2 separate regions of the Homo sapiens genome follow, and region 2 is linked to region 1. The links are chromatin loops, found by intact Hi-C in ENCODE. Cell type or tissue: dorsolateral prefrontal cortex. All regions are shown on one strand.

Region 1 (5,000 bases):
AAAAGATTGAAACTGGACTCCTTCCTTACACCATATACAAAAATCAACTTAAGATGGATTAAAGACTTAAAAACCCAAAACTATAAAAACACTGGAAGACAATGTAGGTAATTCCATTCTGGACATAAGAATGGGCAAACATTTCATGACAATGACAACAAAAGCAAAAATTGACAAATGCATTCCAGTTAAACTAAAGAGCTTCTGCACAGCAAAAATAAACTATCAACAGAGTGAACAGACAACCTACAGAATGGGAGAAATTTTTGGCAAACTATGCATCTGACAAAGGCCTGATATCCAGCATCTATAAGGAACTTAAACAAATTTCCAAAAATACCCAAACCACCCCATTAGAAAGTGGCCAAAAGGACATGAACACTTTTAAAAAGAAGACATACATGTGGCCAACCATCATATGAAAAAAAGCTCAACATCACTCATCGTTAGAGAAATGCAAATTAAAACAAGGAAGGCCCAGTGTTGTGGCTCATGCCTATAGTCCCAGCACTTTGGGAGGCTGAGTTGAGCAGATTGCTTGAGCTCAGGAGTTCGAGACCAGCTTGTGCAACATCGCTACAAAAAACCCAACTCTACAAAAATACAAAAATTAGCCAGGTATAGTGGTGCTTTCCTGTACTTCTGGCTACTCAGGAGGCTGAGGTGGGAGGCTCACTTAAGCCTGGGAGGTGGAGGTTGCAGTGAACTGAGACTGCCCTCCAGCCTGGTAACAGAGTGAGACCCTCTGTCTCAGAAAAAAAAAAAGAAAAGAAAATCACAGTGAGATACCATCTCACATCAGTCAGAATTACTATTATTAAAAAATCTAAAAATAACAGATGTTGGTGAGGTTGTGAAGAAAAAGGAACACTTATACACTGTTGATGGAGTGTAAATTAGTTCAACCAATGTGGACAACAGTGTGGCAATTCCTTAGAGACCTAAAAACAGAAATACCATTCAACCCAGCAATCCCATTACTGGGTATATATCCAAAGGAATATAAATAATTCTACCATAAAGATACATGCACACATATATTCATTGTAGCACTATTTACAATAGCAAAGACATGGAATCAACCTAAATGCCCATCAATGGTAGACTGGATAAAGAAAATGTGATACATATAAATCATGGAATACTATGCAGCCATGAAAAAGAACGAGATCATATCCTTTGCAGGAACATGGATGGAACTGGAGGCCCTTATTTACAGCAAAGTAATGCAGGAACAGAAAACCAAATACTGCATTTTCTCACTTATAAGTGGAAGCTAAATGATGAGAACACATGGACACATAGAGGTGAACAACACACAGTGGACCCTATTGGAGGTTGGAGATTGGAAGGAGGGAGAGGATCAGGAAAAATAACTAATAGGTACTAGGCTTAATACCTGGGTGATGAAATAATCTGTACTACAAATCTCCATGACACAAGTTTACATATATAACAAATCTGCACGTGTACCCCTGAACTTAAAATGAAAGTTAAAAGAAAGAAAGATTAAGTAACTTTCCCAAGTTCATATATAGTTACTGACAGGGACATGATTAGAACCCGGATCTCCTGACTCCGAAGTCAAAGTGTTTTGTACCACCCAATAGCCCCAAATCTATTATTCCATTATTATATGTAGGTTATTTTCCTTGAAAATGCATTAGCTGTGTTATTATGGCCCTATCACACAAAACTAGAGAATCACCATGTAAATTGTACCCATTGAATTGCAGCACATAGGCTAAAAATTGACCTTAGTTTCATTTAAAGACTTAGAGATTCAACATTCATGCTGCTTTCTAAGTCTTGTAGGACATATCTAAGAAACATCAGTTCCAGCCGGGATCCCCACAGGACTCTGACAATTATGCCAATTACTCAAAGGATGTAACCTCACCCTGTTCAAGTGCAAGTCTCCTAAAAGCCCCGTGACTTAGGCTCATCATTTGTAAAATAGGAAGGAAAATAACCTCTTCCTTGCTCCCCTCATAAGGTTATTGTAAGAATTCAATGAAGCAATATATGTAAATTTCTTTGCAAACCTCTAAGTGCCTTGCTCATAGAAGATGCTATTGTTATTGCTGCATTTTTTTAATCCAGTGTCTGCTTATTTCTATTCTTGTGTTTTTATCTCCTATTTTTACAAACAGGATGTTGGACTTTATCGAAAGCCATTCAGGCATTCATTGAGATGATTATCTAACTCTTCTTATATAACAGGCATTTTTCAGGTAGAATCAGCTCTAGGGTAAGAATTTTAAAAAATTAAAAAGAGGGAAAAAGCAATCTTTTACACCATGCAAAGCTCTCACCTAAGTGTTTAGCTTACACACGTTGCATAACAAGTCTGTAAGGGTAAAATCTATATCTCCGTGTTAGATGTAGGAGATAAGAAAAACAAACCTGAGGTCATTCCTTTACAATAGGATTTGACTTTAAGCTTCCTCAGTATAGTAAAATTACTCAGCACAGTACATGGCTCAGAAAATGTTCAATGAATGAAGACTTTCAAATACTGCCCTGATGCATCTATTGGTGATTATCAGGACCACCCCACCACCATATTGGATGGGCCTTTGGAATCAGATATTTGGAAAGCAGCCATAGGAGGGAGGCTTACAAATCCTTACTTCTCAGCATGGAGCATGGTGGAAAGATGTTCTCTCATAGAGATTCAGATTTATATTAAGTCTGTTGTTGCTGACTTTTTCCTGTATTATGGATGATATTGGGAGCAGAATTTCCTGATGATGACCATTTGACATTTTATTAGAACATCCAGAAAATGCAATGGTCACTAGGAGGCAGCATGGATTAACTAAGAACCAAATTGCTTGGGGGCAGGATTATAAGATGTGTAGATTAAGAAAATATCAAAACAGCATTATAAATAATGTATTTTTAAAAATTAATGATGTTTTAAAGAACATATTTTAATTGTAATTAATGTATTTATTTTTGATGCCTCAACAGCTTTATTAAGTGCTTTTTTTTCTTTTTTTTTTTTGAGAAGAGTCTCGCTCTGTCACTCAGGCTGAAGTGCAGTGGCACGATTTCAGCTAACTACAACCTCCGCCTCCTGGGTTCAAGCGATTCTCGTGCCTCAGCCTCACAGGTAGCTGGGATTACAGGCATGTACCACCATGCCCAGCTAATTTTTTTTCCTTTTTTTTTTTTTTTTTTTTAAGTAGAGATGGGGTTTCACCATGTTGGCGAGGCTGGTCTCAAACTCTTGACCTCAAGTGAGTCACCTGCTTTGGCCTTCCAAAGTGCTAGGATTAGAGGCATGAGCCACTGCACCCGGCCTATTAAGTCCTTCGTTCTGTGGATGACAGGACCTCATCGCTGAAGAGCTGGAAAAGAAGCCAGGAAGTTGTGCTCTCAGTACAACTAAAGGGGTACAGAGGTGCTCTGAATTTCTTAGGACCCTCATTCCATCCATCCTAAGCATGGGCATGATATATTGCCAATTTTTGTTCATGGTATCTAGCTGCTTTATCTCATCTGGGCTAAAGGTGAAGTCATAAAATATTTTGAGCCAGATGGAGAAAACGGGTCTCGACATAGTTAGGAAATTTTGAACAACTGGTTGAAAATTATACCCTCCCAAATATTGATCAAGTGGCATGATCCTTGACCCTGTCCTATGTGGTGGTTTTATTCATGCTTTTGTCAAAAGTTGATGATGTACTTATCAAATTTAGAGATGTTGTAAAGCTAGAAGGAATAGAGACCATGGTCTGTGATAGAATAAACCAGCACTTTGTGTATTTCTCAGCACATAATAGTGCTCAATAAATGGCTGATGAGTTTTGATAATTGACTAATTGCTTAGAACCAATGAGTGGAAGTTACAGAGACATGTATTTGAGCCCCAATAAGGGCTAATATTAGCCTTGCTAAACACTGAAAAGTGATGAATCATAAAACAATAAGTTCTCCTTTTTGCAAAGGTGTGAAAGCAGGGTATATTTAACATATGACCCTCCAGCAGGAGATCTTGGAGTAGAGGGCAGTGCCAAGGCTCTGCCCAGATCTCCCTGCATCCTCTTTACCATCTCAAATGTTGTTTCCAACTTCTGTGTTCTTGTGCCAATGATGCAGTTGTGGGGACCCCAGTTCCCTTACCTTGAGTTTGGATAAACTCTAAGATGTAATTTATCTCCCCTGAGGCTCCCCTGTGGCATCAAACTGACTCTGTGACTTGGTCTCAAGTCTCTCCCTGATCGAGCCTCTTTTCTTTCCTTTTTCTGCTTCTCTGGTTCTCTTACCGGTTTCTCCTGGGAGTGCTTCTTTAATATAACCCTTGCACACAAAAGCTTGACTCAGGGTCTGTTTCTAAAGCAGCTGACCTGCTGGGCATGGTGGCTCACACCTATCCCAGCACTTTGGGAGGCTGAGGTGGGAGAATCACTTGAGCCCAGGTGTTCAAGACCAGCCTGGGCAGTATAGGAAGACCCCATCTCTATAAGAAAATGTAAAAATTAGCCCAGTATGGTGGCATGTGCCTATAGTCTCAGCTACTCAGGAGGCTGAGCTGGGAGGATCACTTGATCCTGGGAGGTTGAGGCGGCAGTGAGCTGTGATCACGCCATTGCACTCCGGCCTTTGGCACAGAGTGAGATCCTGTCTCATTAAATAAAGGGAGAGAGAAAAAAAGAAGCTGATCCAAGGCAATTGATAAGGAAGGATCTGATTCGATCAATATTGATAGATGATCTTTTCAGTCCAAATAGTATAAAAATACACTGATTTAGCAATCCCACAAAAACTGTCTTTCAAAAACCTAGATGATGCACTATCCTATCTGTCTAAACTCAGAGTTCACTATTAAAACTTGGAGGAATTGAGTCACTAGGCATTGCTGGGGCTTCGGAGGCTGGTCAGTCTGTGGACAAGAAAAAGAAGCTGGAACAAAATAGACTAAGAAAATGGTAATGTAGGAACTGACTTCCAATGGAGAAAATCAACAGTCTACATAACAGGATCCCAAACAG
Region 2 (5,000 bases), 240 kb after region 1:
CTGTTTGCTCTAGAAACAGAGACCCTAAACGCTAAGCTGAAACTTAGTTCAGAGGTCAACTCTCTCCTACCTCCAAAAGCAGAAATCCTTTCCACAGCATCCTGACCTGCACTGCCTTAAAGCTAAATACTTTCAGACACAGGAAAATCACTTCAATAATGCTGCTGGGCCAGGCACGCTGGCCACTTACGCCCAGGAGTTTGAGACCAGCCTGGGCAACACAGCAAGACCCCATCTCTATTTATAAATAATAATAATATTGCCAGACAGCCTTAACTGTTAATGCTTTTTTCTGTTATATTAATTTTCTCTGCTACAAATTATCACACATTTAGTGCCTTAAAACAAGACAAACTAATTATTTTATATTCCTGTAGGTCAGAAATTTAATTCAGCTCCAGGCTGGCTAAGATCAAGGAACTAGAAGGGACGCAACTCCTTACTAGACAGAGGCTCTGAAGAGGGTTCTGTTTCCTTGCCTCTTCCAGCTTCTGAGACCACCCACATTCCTTGTCCCGGAGCCCCTTGCTCCATTTTCAAAGCCAGAAACACCAGCCGAATCCTTCTCACATTGCCAGCTGTCGTCTCTCTGGATGTCTTTTTTTGTCTCCCTCTTCTGCTTTAAGGGACCTTGGGACCATGCTAGGCCCACTTAGATAATCCAAGATATTCTATCTGCTGATTAACAACTTTTAATTCCCCTTTGCCATGTAATGTACCATTATCCACAGATTCCATGGCTACAGAGGAGGCATGTCTGGGGATCCATGATGCTGCCTATTACATCTGTTAAGTTGAAATGAGCTCCTCTGTAACTTCCATCCAGAACTTCGGGTACCACAGACCGAAGAACACTTCTGTAACACAATTCTGCAGTTTTCTCTCCTTTCCTCCTTAACTTCACCATTCCTCTCCTCCTCCTCACCCACATAGTTCTTCAGGTTCTGTTTGCTTCCCAAGATTCAAGTTTTACATTTACTTTTGTTAAACTCTACAAAGTTCAGTCCTCCACTCATCCCATCCAGTCCGACACTGGTCCAGGCGTCTGTGAATGCTGCTTCTCATTTGTCATCTCATCTCAGACACTGGACTGACAGCACAGGCAGCAGAAGTGAGAGATTTGGAATCACTTTTTGGGTCTCGCTTTTCTCATCTTTATCCACAGGGAAGATGATGTGTTTCCAAAGGCCACGGTGGTAATATGAGGAGATAATGCATATAAAATTCACCTGTAATCTATAATGTACTATAAAATTCACAGTCATTAACAATACCTATCATCACTCCTGTTCACTTGTCAATTTGAAATATTGACCACAATAGAGATGAAGACAGAGCCTCAAATCACATCTAGAGACACTGACACCTTTCCTCAACGAGACAAGAGTCTGTAATCAATAAACACGATAAAGACTGTCACCATGGAGCCAGTCTTGGCCCCAACCCACGTTTGTCGGGTGTGTGGCACAGATGCAACACTGGCTTTTTCCAAACAGAAAAATTAGGACTTTTTCTGATTTGTGTTTATGACGGGTCTTACGTATTGAGTATAACAGCTCAAACAGGTATAAATTTCTCAAAAGGCATGATTAGACATGTTATAGAATTCTTTCTGGGACTAAAAAAAAGGCCATCATTAACACGTGTGTTGAGTGAATTAAAGACTTTAGGGTCTATTTGTGGGCAAGTCCTGAAAAACAACAAAAAGTCGAAGCAGAAGCCGGTTTCAATGATGGGCAGAGGAAGCGGACAGCAACAGAAAACAAAAATACACCCCATCAAAAGTTTCCAAATTCTTTCCCAAATCATCCTTCTCTTATACTCATTACTTCCACAACTGAAACAGTTTAGTCCCCAGATAAGAGTCTGGATTCGTTTCTCCTCTATTACCTCTTACTCAGTAAGCCCATTTATTCATGGATCTGTTCTTTTTTCTGAGACAGAGTCTCACTCTGCTGCCCAGGCTGGAGTGCAGTGGCACAATGTTGGCTCACTGCAACCTCGACCTTCTGGGTTCAAGAGATTCTACTGCCTCAGCCTCCCAAGTAGCTGGGATTACAGATGTGCGCCACCACACTAATTTTTGTATTTTTTAGTAGAGATGGGGTTTCACTATGTTGGCCAGGTTGGTCTTGAACTCCTGACATCAAGTGATCCACCTGCCTCGGCCTCCCAAAGTGCTGGGATTATACGCGTGGGCCACCATGCCCAGCCATCCTGGATCTGTTTGGTTTAAATTTCATGTTTTTGCCTTTTGGCAGTAAATATGAAAAATGCAACACTCTCCAAAGACTGACCCTTCCCATTTCAAGGGTAAGGAAGAATGAAGCCTCACCCAAGTATGTGGGATCTGAAGTCCTTGGAGGCGGGTGCTAGGCCAGGGGACAGAGTGGATCATCCCTGCAAAACCTCCGTCCTCTGGAGACCTGGCTGTGGGGGCAGAAGGATCAGGAAGTGAAGGCTACTCCTGCCCAGTGAAGAATGGGAGTGAGCAGCTCACGCGGTGGCAGCATTTGGCGGATGACAACAACTTTGTTACAAGCTTTATTGGGGAAAAGCCTGCTGGAACAAAGGCAAGCAGATAACCTCTAAGGCGCGAGGCAGGGGGACAGCAGGGGCACAGGGTCAGGAGCAGGCTGTGGACCTTCCCTTCCTATCCAGAGGGCTTGGAAGAGCTGGGGAGAATGACCTGGTTGCAAAAATGAAAACATCAAGAGGACTGTCCCCAACCAGAGACAGTCTAATAGGCACTGATGGCTGCAACGAGACGCTGGCATTTTAAAACACTACTTTGAACCTCTCTTCTTCATCCTCTCCGAGCAATGATCAAAGAACCAAGATTTCAAATTGTGAAGCAATTTTTTCCAATGGTAGCATCTGGCTCCTTGGCAGGCGGTGCTGGGAGCTGGGCCCTGTGGCGGGCAGCCGTCCAGGCCTGCCACATGGTAAGGCTCGGCCAGGCAGGGCACGCAGTGCGGCATTGCAGCTGCTCCCACAGGCACCAAAGGACAATCGCTCTGCACTGGGCCTGGGGCTGTGGGGCAACAGTGCCCCTAGAGGCAGCACTGCCATGGGCAGAGAGAAGGGGGAGGTCTGGAGAAAGCTGGCTGCTCTAAAAGGCTCCTCGCCCTCTCATTTGCAGGCAAGTGCCTTCTGGCTAAGACCCTTGAAGCCAGTCCCATTGACATTCAGAGGCTTGGGGTGGGTGGGGAAGCTGGGCCAACCGTGAGACAGCTCCCCAGCAAGGAAGCCAGCATGTAGGGGGAGTGAACGAGCTGCCCTCAGAAAAGAGTCTTTGAGTGTGTTCACTTCGGCCCTTATGCCCTGCCCAACCCAATGATGAGACAGCAGCTGTAGCCTGCCTGCCACAGCTGTTTTAAATAAGAATAATAGGAATAAACTCAGCCGTGGCTCTTCAAGTTACTTCCCGCTAATTATGGCATATATTTACATCTACAAAATAGAAGATTTTTAAAAACACCACCAAGGGCCCCTTTATTGTGCAGATTGGCACCCCTATTTGAATTTCATAAACATTTGGCACTTCAAAGAATCTTAAAAGCTTGCTCTAATTATGCTATGCACTGGTTGAAAGGCTGCCCGTCTGCACTGCAAATTCCTACAAATACCAGCATTTAGTTTTTCAAAAATTCAATTAATATCACCCACACAACTTCAGGTGACCACTAGTGGCAACTTCACATAGTGGCTAGGATGAAAGAGTCAGGTCTCAGCTCCAACTACAAAGCAGCTACACGGGCCAGTTCTTTCCAATAGAGGCAAGTAATGAATTCTGGGTGCCCAGCTGAGCTGGCCCCAAACCTTTCTCATTCATCAGGTGTGTGAACACTGGCCCAGACACCACCTTTCCCAGGAAACAGGACCTTTTTATGGTTTCAAGGTTTTGTGCATGAAAAGTTTTTCATAGAACAACAATAACAACCCCAAGCCAATGATACGTAAGTGAACTAACAAGTGCAGAGCTGCCAGATAAAACGGGGAACCCAGTTAACTCACATCTCAAATGAACAGCAAATACTTTTTCAGTACATATGAACATATATACCAAATACTGTATAGGACATGTACACCAAAAAAGTATTCACTGTTTATTTGAAATGCAAATTTAACTGGGCAACCTGATAAATCTGACAACTCTACTTATCAAGAAACCTTTACCACAGAGAATAAAAACTGAGACTTACCCTCAAATTCTCATTGCTGTAAAAGGCATCATATGTCCAAGACACTTTAGGTAGGGAAAATGAAGTTGCAGGAAACACTTGGAGCATAATCCCTTTTTAGTAAAAACAAGTGATGTATATGTATACGTATAATGGTTGTAGATACATACGTATAAGTCTAAAAGGATACATTCCAAATTTTGGGATCTGGCTGACCACAGGCATGTATGTGTGCAAGGAGGATCTCACTTTTTATTCTATATTCTTTTCAACTGCTCAAACTATTCATAACAAACCTGCATCACTTTTTTAATTTAAAAAGTAAATTAACATGGGGTGGACTGGGGGGTAGGAGGTACCGTGGATCTTTACCTGCACATGGAGAGGGGGTCTCTCACACCACCAAGGGCCTAGGTTCAGTTTTAAGCAACTGACTGAGATCCCTGAAGTGTCCAGTTAATCCAACTACGCCTTGCAAAACTGGGTCTGAAAATATGCAGCCACCCCGACTATGGCACATCAATTCTTTCCTTCTCAGGTTTTTCTTGAGGTGAAATGGTAAAGGTGACAGCATGAATCAAGCTAATTGTGGCAGCAGCTCAGGTGGGATCGTGGCTTAGCATCTCAGTCTGTAGCCACAGAAGGGAGTGGAATTAAATGGCCCCAGAAGGAAGGGACAGACCCCTGACCTGGGCTTTCTTAGCAATCACAGAGACAAAGGACCCAGGACAGAAAGTCTTTTAGGAATAGCTGTTGGAATGAATTCCTCCAGGTCAAGGCAACTCCCAATGCAAGAGATTCTGCCCGGAAGCCCTG

The links. A loop is a pair of places that touch in the nucleus more often than their neighbours do. Peaks named below come from ENCODE experiments on the same cell type or tissue, not always from the same donor. Only the 100,000 strongest peaks of a DNase experiment are listed, where the experiment ranks them.
Region 2: it touches region 1 in a loop (8-fold over the local background); 3 of 110 quality-filtered maps call a loop at or near these places.

What each region holds. Positions count from the first base shown.
Region 1 is chr11:13,150,741-13,155,740 of GRCh38, reverse strand. No RefSeq gene overlaps it. Among named protein-coding and RNA genes, the nearest start is that of BMAL1, 120 kb to the left of the region's middle. In dorsolateral prefrontal cortex, CTCF peaks have their summits at 2,613 and 2,817 (motif pointing right); no DNase peak of the experiment used is centred here.
Region 2 is chr11:12,912,780-12,917,779 of GRCh38, reverse strand. All of the region lies in intron 10 of TEAD1 (TEA domain transcription factor 1), which reads right to left. Among named protein-coding and RNA genes, the nearest start is that of TEAD1-AS1, 7.6 kb to the left of the region's middle. RefSeq lists enhancers at 2,121-2,984, 2,985-3,849. In dorsolateral prefrontal cortex, CTCF peaks have their summits at 2,852 and 3,051; a DNase peak (open chromatin) is centred at 2,979; H3K4me3 peaks cover 921 bases; H3K27ac peaks cover 1,579 bases.